2 separate regions of the Homo sapiens genome follow, and region 1 is linked to region 2. The links are chromatin contacts, found by Hi-C or POLR2A ChIA-PET in ENCODE. All regions are on one chromosome and are shown on one strand. The core of a region is the stretch at or near the end of the contact, and the rest is flanking DNA. Distances in the headings are between cores, read along the strand shown.

The links. Hi-C counts contacts between places; a loop is a spot of excess contacts on that map. ChIA-PET counts read pairs that join two places held with the same protein, here RNA polymerase II (POLR2A). Pooled maps may share reads with other maps.
Region 1: a map of MCF 10A shows a loop between it and region 2 (9-fold over the local background). The contact joins the promoter of CNR2 here to the enhancer-like site in region 2. A Hi-C loop is called at or near these places in 4 of 168 maps with a recorded cell type or tissue (MCF 10A, PC-9, mammary epithelial cell and 1 more) and 12 of 50 pooled maps. POLR2A ChIA-PET finds 5 or more read pairs at or near these places in 2 of 52 experiments (GM12878 and OCI-LY7).

Annotation. Positions count from the first base shown.
Region 1 is chr1:23,911,512-23,914,652 of GRCh38, forward strand. It overlaps CNR2 (cannabinoid receptor 2), which reads right to left and starts at 1,851. Exons shown (of 2, transcript NM_001841.3): 1 at 1,735-1,851. RefSeq lists enhancers at 720-889, 1,663-2,177.
Region 2 is chr1:23,633,002-23,636,421 of GRCh38, forward strand. The region is part of intron 4 of MDS2 (myelodysplastic syndrome 2 translocation associated); the gene reads left to right. Among named protein-coding and RNA genes, the nearest start is that of MDS2, 7.4 kb to the left of the region's middle. Within about 2 kb of position 2,115, at least 22 of the 41 ENCODE cell types and tissues checked have a DNase peak (open chromatin) inside an H3K27ac peak, as active enhancers do; they include GM12878 and OCI-LY7, where a contact is called at or near this core.

The DNA of each region.
Region 1 (3,141 bases), core at 601-3,100, 280 kb after region 2:
ATGGGAGTGAGGGAAGCTCAGTGCACTTGGAGATTAAATTTCCTCCTAGCCCAGTAGGATGAGGCTCAGGGTCCTATTGAATGTGACTTCAACTGAATAAAGAAAAGATCAATTTATGCACACCCGAGGGTGTGCAGTAAGAGTGACTGGTACTGTAAAATGAGGTGGGAAGAGAGGGGGCTGGCGCTGGAGGGCTCTGCTTGGCTGAGCCAGGCTGCCATTTTCCCGTCTTCACTGCCTTATCCTGGCCTTAGCCGGCCAAAGGGTAAAGGATATGCTTCACCTGCCCAGCGCAGGTTAGGGGGTCACTCTGGTAAGCCACAAGGTGGTTACAGAGCTGGGGCCAGGATTATTGGGACTCCACCTCCTGAGCTCTCCCTGAACTTCTCCCCAGCCTCCATCCTGGTTTTCATGCTGCCAACGTGTCTACTTGCCACTCATTCCAGGGAAAAGCAGCCAGGCCTCATTTTATCCTCATCTCAGATCCACAGCAAGAGCAGATGGGGTGAAGATCAAACTCTCCACCACAGCCATTCCCGAGCCCTGTGCTGCTGCCCGCCCTGTGCCCGCATCAGACAGTTGACTCGCAACAAGCCTGTGAGTGACCTTCTCAGGCCCATGTTTCTCAGAAGAGGAAGCTGAGCAGGAAAGAAATGGAGTGATTTGCATTAGGCCATCGAGCTACCAGTGGCAGAGCTGGGATTCAGACCTGGACGCTGACCCCAGGGCACACTGGAAAATACTGCTCTTCCCTCCGCTGAGTGGAACTTACACCAAAGCAGACCCCTGGCCTCCTGAGTCCAGTGTGCCCCTAACACTACCTTGTGGTCTCCCCATCTATAAAATGAGAGCGCAGGACTCACCTGGTCATCTCAAAGGCCTCTGCCAGCCCCTGTCATTTCCTGGCCCCCATCTACTGTTGCAGTCCACACCTCGTAAGGCAGGATAGCCTGGTGGCTGAAGGGTGGGCCGCGAAGCCGGAGTGCCTAGGCTCAAGCCAATGCTCTCATTCAATGCCCGCATGATTTCAGGTGGGTCACCTAGCCCCCACCTATCAAGTGGACAACAGTGATAGCTCCTACTGCATACGGCTGTTGTGAGGATTAAATAAATCCAACCACTAAAGGCTCTTAGGGCAGCGCCTGGCACACAGTAAGGCCATCTCTGTGTGTGTGATTCTTGTCTCTGTAATGAAATGAAAGCCAAAGTCCTGATTCTTGGTCCTAGGAGGGGGATGCCAGCCCTGAACTTTCCTGCGACTGGTCCTCCACAACCCCAGGTGTCCTGAAATGACATCTATCCCCTGCCCCAGACAGGCCCACCTGGCTTCTTGTGTCCCTGGAGGGAAGGGATAAGGTAAGAATACAGGTTTTGGCCAGGTGCAGTGGCTCATGCCTGTAATCCCAGCACTTTGGGAGGCCAAGGTGGGCAGATCACCTGAAGTCGGGAGTTCGAGACCAGCCTGGCCAACATGGTGAAACCCTGTCTCTACTAAAAATACAAAAATTAGCCAGACGCAGTAGTGCACACCTGTAATCCCAACTACACGGGAGGCTGAGGCAGGAGAATCGCTTGAACCTGTGAGGCTGCACTGAGCCGAGATTGTGCCACTGTACTTTAGCCTGGTCAACAGAGCAAAACTCCGTCTCAAAAACAAACAAACAAACAAAAAAGAATACAGGTGTTGGGGAATGAGGAAGAAGCCTAAAATAAACAACAAAAAAAGCTACTCACGGTTGTGTTGTGGGTGGCTGGGCACTGGGAGCTGCCGGGGGCTGAGGAGTCCCAGTTGTTTTCTGTCCTCTCCCAGGACCTGGCCGTGGGTGCCACTCAGAGCACCTGTTGAGTGCCACCCCAAGCCAGCTTTCTCTTGCTTTTGTACTTTCTCACAGATGAGTGAGTGTGAGGAGGTCTGGCCTTCCGTGCCTGTTACCACTTCCCCTCCAGGTCCCTGGTGCCACAATGCTCTTGCCCCTGCGGTTGAGTTATCTCTTACAACGAACTCTGGCCAGGGTGGGGCATGGGCCTAGACCCTGGAGTCAAGGGACTTGGGTTCTAATACAGCCTCGTTAAAATGTTGATTCACTTAACTTCCCCAAAGGCAAGTTTCTTTATCTGTAAAATGGGGATAATGCACCAACATTACAGTAGATCACCTAAAAGGACATGCCATTCCAATGCCTCTTCACCACTAGGCCAGAGCTTTGAAATGCAAATGCCTACAGGCAGATTAACATAATGGGTGATGGATCCTGGTGTGGGGCAATAGGGAGTGGTAGGGACTGTGGGTAATAGGGGGAACACAGGACCCAAGTGGAAAAGCTTGGCTGGAGCTGAGAGGTACCTGACCCTCTCTACTGGCCCAGCTGAGAGGTATCTGCCCCACACCCCAGACCCTGATCTGGGCCAGTAGAGAGGGGCAGGTACCTCTTAGTTCCAGCCAAGCTTTTCTGCTTGGGAGTATAGGCAAATTGTCAGATATTCCAAGCATTTGGAAGTTGTGCTGTATTTTTCAAGAGATACCAGAAATCTTGACTTATGTGATAGCTTCCTGTGTGTGTGTGTGTGTGTGTGTTTTGTTTTTTGTTTGTTTGTTTTTGTTTTGAGACCAAGTCTCGCTCTATTGCCCAGGCTGGAGTGCAATGGCGCAATCTCGGTTCACTGCAACCTCTGCCTCCTGGGTTCAAGCAACTCTCCTGCCTCAGCCTCCTGAGTAGCTGGGACTACAGGTGCACACAACCACCTCCAGCTAATTTGTAGTTTTAGTAGAGACAGGGTTTTGCCATGTTGACCATGCTGGTCTTGAACTCCTGACCTCAAGTGATCCACCCACCTTGGCCTCCTAAAGTGCTAGGATTACAGGGTGAGTCACCACGCCCAGCCACTTCCTGTTTATTTTATTTTACTTTATTTTATTTTATTTTAATTTTTTGAGGCAGGGTCTCGCTCTGTTGCCCAGGCTGGAGTACAGCGGCACGATCATAGTTCACTGCAGCCTCAAATTCCTGGGTTCCAGTGATCCTCCCATCTCAGCCTTCCAGGTAGCCGGCAGAACAGGCATGTGCCACCACACCTGGCTATTTTTTTTTTTTAATTTTTTTGTATAGATGGGGGTCTCACTATGTTGCCTAGCTTGGTTTT
Region 2 (3,420 bases), core at 865-3,364:
GTGAATGCAAGGGCTTTGCAAACTGTTAAGTGCTGTACTCAGGAGATGCTGCTGTATGAGACTCTTTTTCCCCTTGCCTGGAACCCTTTTTCTCCTCTCCTCATGGGCTCCCAGCTAAGGTAGAGCCCTGACCAGAGAAAGCATCTTTGGGTGGTCTCTCAAGGGGGAACAGGGTATCCTGGGGTCTGGCCCCTGCAGCTAAGGCCCTCTCCTGAAAAGACTTTCCAGAAGGCATTCATTCACTCATGTATTCATTCAACAACCATTACTAACCATTCTCCTTCTCACCAGTCACTGCACTAGGCCCTGGGTACAGTGGCGTGGCTTAAAATCTAGGCTTTGGGAGGTATGGAGTGGTAACTGACAGGGCTGGGACACAGAAGGCCAGCTCAGCCACCCGTGGGCATGCCCCTTAATTTTCCTAAACCTCTATTTTTCTCTTCTGTAAAAGCAGGAAAATAGTGACACTGTCTTGCCAATCCCCTAGGGTCAATCAGGGCTGAGAAAGTTAATTACAGAGGCCTGCAGAGATATTCGTGATCAAAGAATATGCCTTCCTGGGAGAATAAGCGGGTAGTGACAGCCAGCTCCAATGCCCATGTAGATATTATTATTAATAATATTTTATCAGCCAGGCGCGGTGGCTCACGCCTGTAATCCCAGCACTTTGAGAGGCCGAGGCAGGCAGATTACGAGGTCAGGAGATCGAGACCATCCTGGCTAACAGAGTGAAACCTCATCTCTACTAAAAATACAAAAAATTAGCCAGGCGTGGTGGCAGGCGCCAGTGGTCCCAGCTACTCGAGAGGCTGAGGAAGGAGAATGGCGTGATCCCAGGAGGCGGAGCTTGCAATGAGCCAAAATCGAGCCACTGCACTCCAGCCTGGGCGACAGAGCAAGACTCCGTCTCAAAAAAAAAAAAAAAAAAAAAATTAGCCGGGCGTGGTGGCACACGCCTGTAGTCCCAGCTACTTGAGAGGCTGAGAATTGCTTCAACTTGAGAAGTGGAGGTTGCAGTGAGCCAAGATTGCACCACTGCACTCCAGCCTGGGTGACAGAGCAAGACTCCGTCTCAAAAATAAATAAATAAAATAATAATAATAATATTTTATCACAACACATCACAGTTTCTTTAAGAGTAGTTAAAATATCAACCTTAAGGAAACCAGGAAAAGGGTGTTATCATTCATCCATACAGCATTTGTTGATTCCCACTGAAGTTCCAGGCCAAGGTGGGGTAGGGGATCAGTCTGGGAATGGGGACCTGACATGCGAGAAAGACACATAAGGAAATATTCCCTTTTTATTCATTCACTCCTCTGGCATATGCCAACCCTCTGGGGACATAATGAAAGACATCCACAGCCTTGCTCTCAGGAAGCTTTTAAAGGAAGTGGGGAGGCAGATATTCCTCAAATAGCCATTCAACTGCATATTATAAACGGTGATAAGGGTTAAGGAGAGGAAGTACAGAGTGCTATGAAGACATCATGGGGGACCTTGATGTACTTGGTGGTGGGAGGGTCAGAGATGGCATCTCTGGGGAGGTCAGCATCTAAAGGAGTTGAATAAGGACTGATAGGGTGGGGAAAGAGGGTCCAGGAGGCAGAAACAGCATGTGCCAAGGCCCTGAGCTGGGAGAGGGCAGGGTGCTTGTGAGGCCAGTGTGGCTGGAACCCAGCTGGCAAAGGAAGGGGTGCGTTATGCAGCTGAGGCTCTAGTGGACCATACTTAGGAGCCAGTGAAGGCTTCAGGGAAGGACAGTGAGGACAGCTGTCCATTCTGGATGGAACACTGGAGGGGCAGAGTGGGCGAGGCATGGGCACAATGGCAGCTGGTGCCAGGGAGGCAGCAATGGGGTGGAGAGAAGGGGAGAGTGGGTGCGTAATGAGCGCGATGGCAGCCTGTGTCAGGGAGACAGCAGGGGGTTGAGAGAAGGGGAGAAATTTGAGGGCTGCTTGGGAGGTAAGTGGGGCAAGACGTGGGGTTGGATTGGCCCTGGGAGAGGTGGCACGAGAGGTCCCAGTGGGTAAGCTCTGTGACCCAGGAAGGGCTGGCTAAATCTGACCTGGGGAAGGCCTCCCAGATGGAGCACATCTCCCCGGTATCGTGAAATAGGTTGCAGCACCCCTAGTGGAGAAAAAGGGGAAAGACAGTCTATCCCTGGCGAGCAGAAATTCAGCTGGGAGTTGTCAGTGAAACGAAACTAACATTGAGTATGGACCGTGTACCAAGCCCTTTCTAAGTGCTTTACCTTCATCACCTCATTTAATCCTCCCAACAACTCTACAAGGTCGATGCTATTATCACTCTCATTTTACAGATGAGGAAGCTGAGGCTCAGAGAGGTGCTGCCACTGGGATGCGGACTCCAGGAAGCCTGACCCCGTCCTGCCTTTTAATCACGGCATCATACTGCTCTTGTGGTTTGGGATGATTAGAACCTGAGAGAGTTGGAGAGGGGAAGGAGCGGGTTGAGTCTGAGCCTAAGAAATGGGCTGGGACCAAATCCCGGGGGGCTGCTGGTGTTAGACTTGGGGGTGTTGACATCATTGCAGATGAGTGGGTAGCACATTCTTAGGGAGAGGGTGGTGGGATCACGTGTGCTTTTCTGAGAAGTCACTCTGGGATGGGGCAGAGAAGAAGTAAAAAAAAAAAAAAAAAACAGAAAAAAAAACAGAGGAGAGACAGTGAGGCAGGGCATGGGTGAGTACAAGGCCAGGGCAGCAGGGCTCTGGGAAGGGTGAACACCAGGCAGACAGTTCCAAGGTAGATCTAACAGGTGACTAGGTGGTGGGAGGTGAGGGGTGAACAATCAAATGTGGGTAAAGGGTCACGTTGGTTTTATTCATTCACTCAGCAAACTTTTTTTTTTTTTTTTTTTTTAGATGGAGTCTTGCTCCGTGGCCCAGGCTGGAGAGCAGTGGCGCCATCTCAGCTCGCTGCAACCTCCACCTCCCGGGTTCAAGCGATTCTCCTGCCTCAGCCTCCCAAGTAGCTGGGATTACAGGCACGCGCCACCATGCCCGGCTAATTTTTGTTATTTTTTCATAGAGATGGGTTTTCACCATGTTGGCCAGGCTGGTCTCGAACACCTGACCTCAAGTGATCTGCCCACCTCAGCCTCCCAAAGTGTTGAGATTACAGGTGTGAGCCATGTGCCTAGCCCACTTAGCAAACCTTTATTGAGCACCTACTATGTGCCAGGTCTCGAACAAAGTGCTAAGAACATAGAGAAAAAGGATGGGATTGCTGGCCAAGAAGGGACATGGGAGAGGAGAAGGGAAGGGAAGACAGTGATGGATCCGGCTGGGGATGTACTGAGTTGGCGGGGCAGGGGACAGCCAAGGGGCAACAGCCAAGGGGCAGCTGAACACATGGTCTGAGACTCAGGAAAGAGGTAGAATTTGAGATGCAGGAT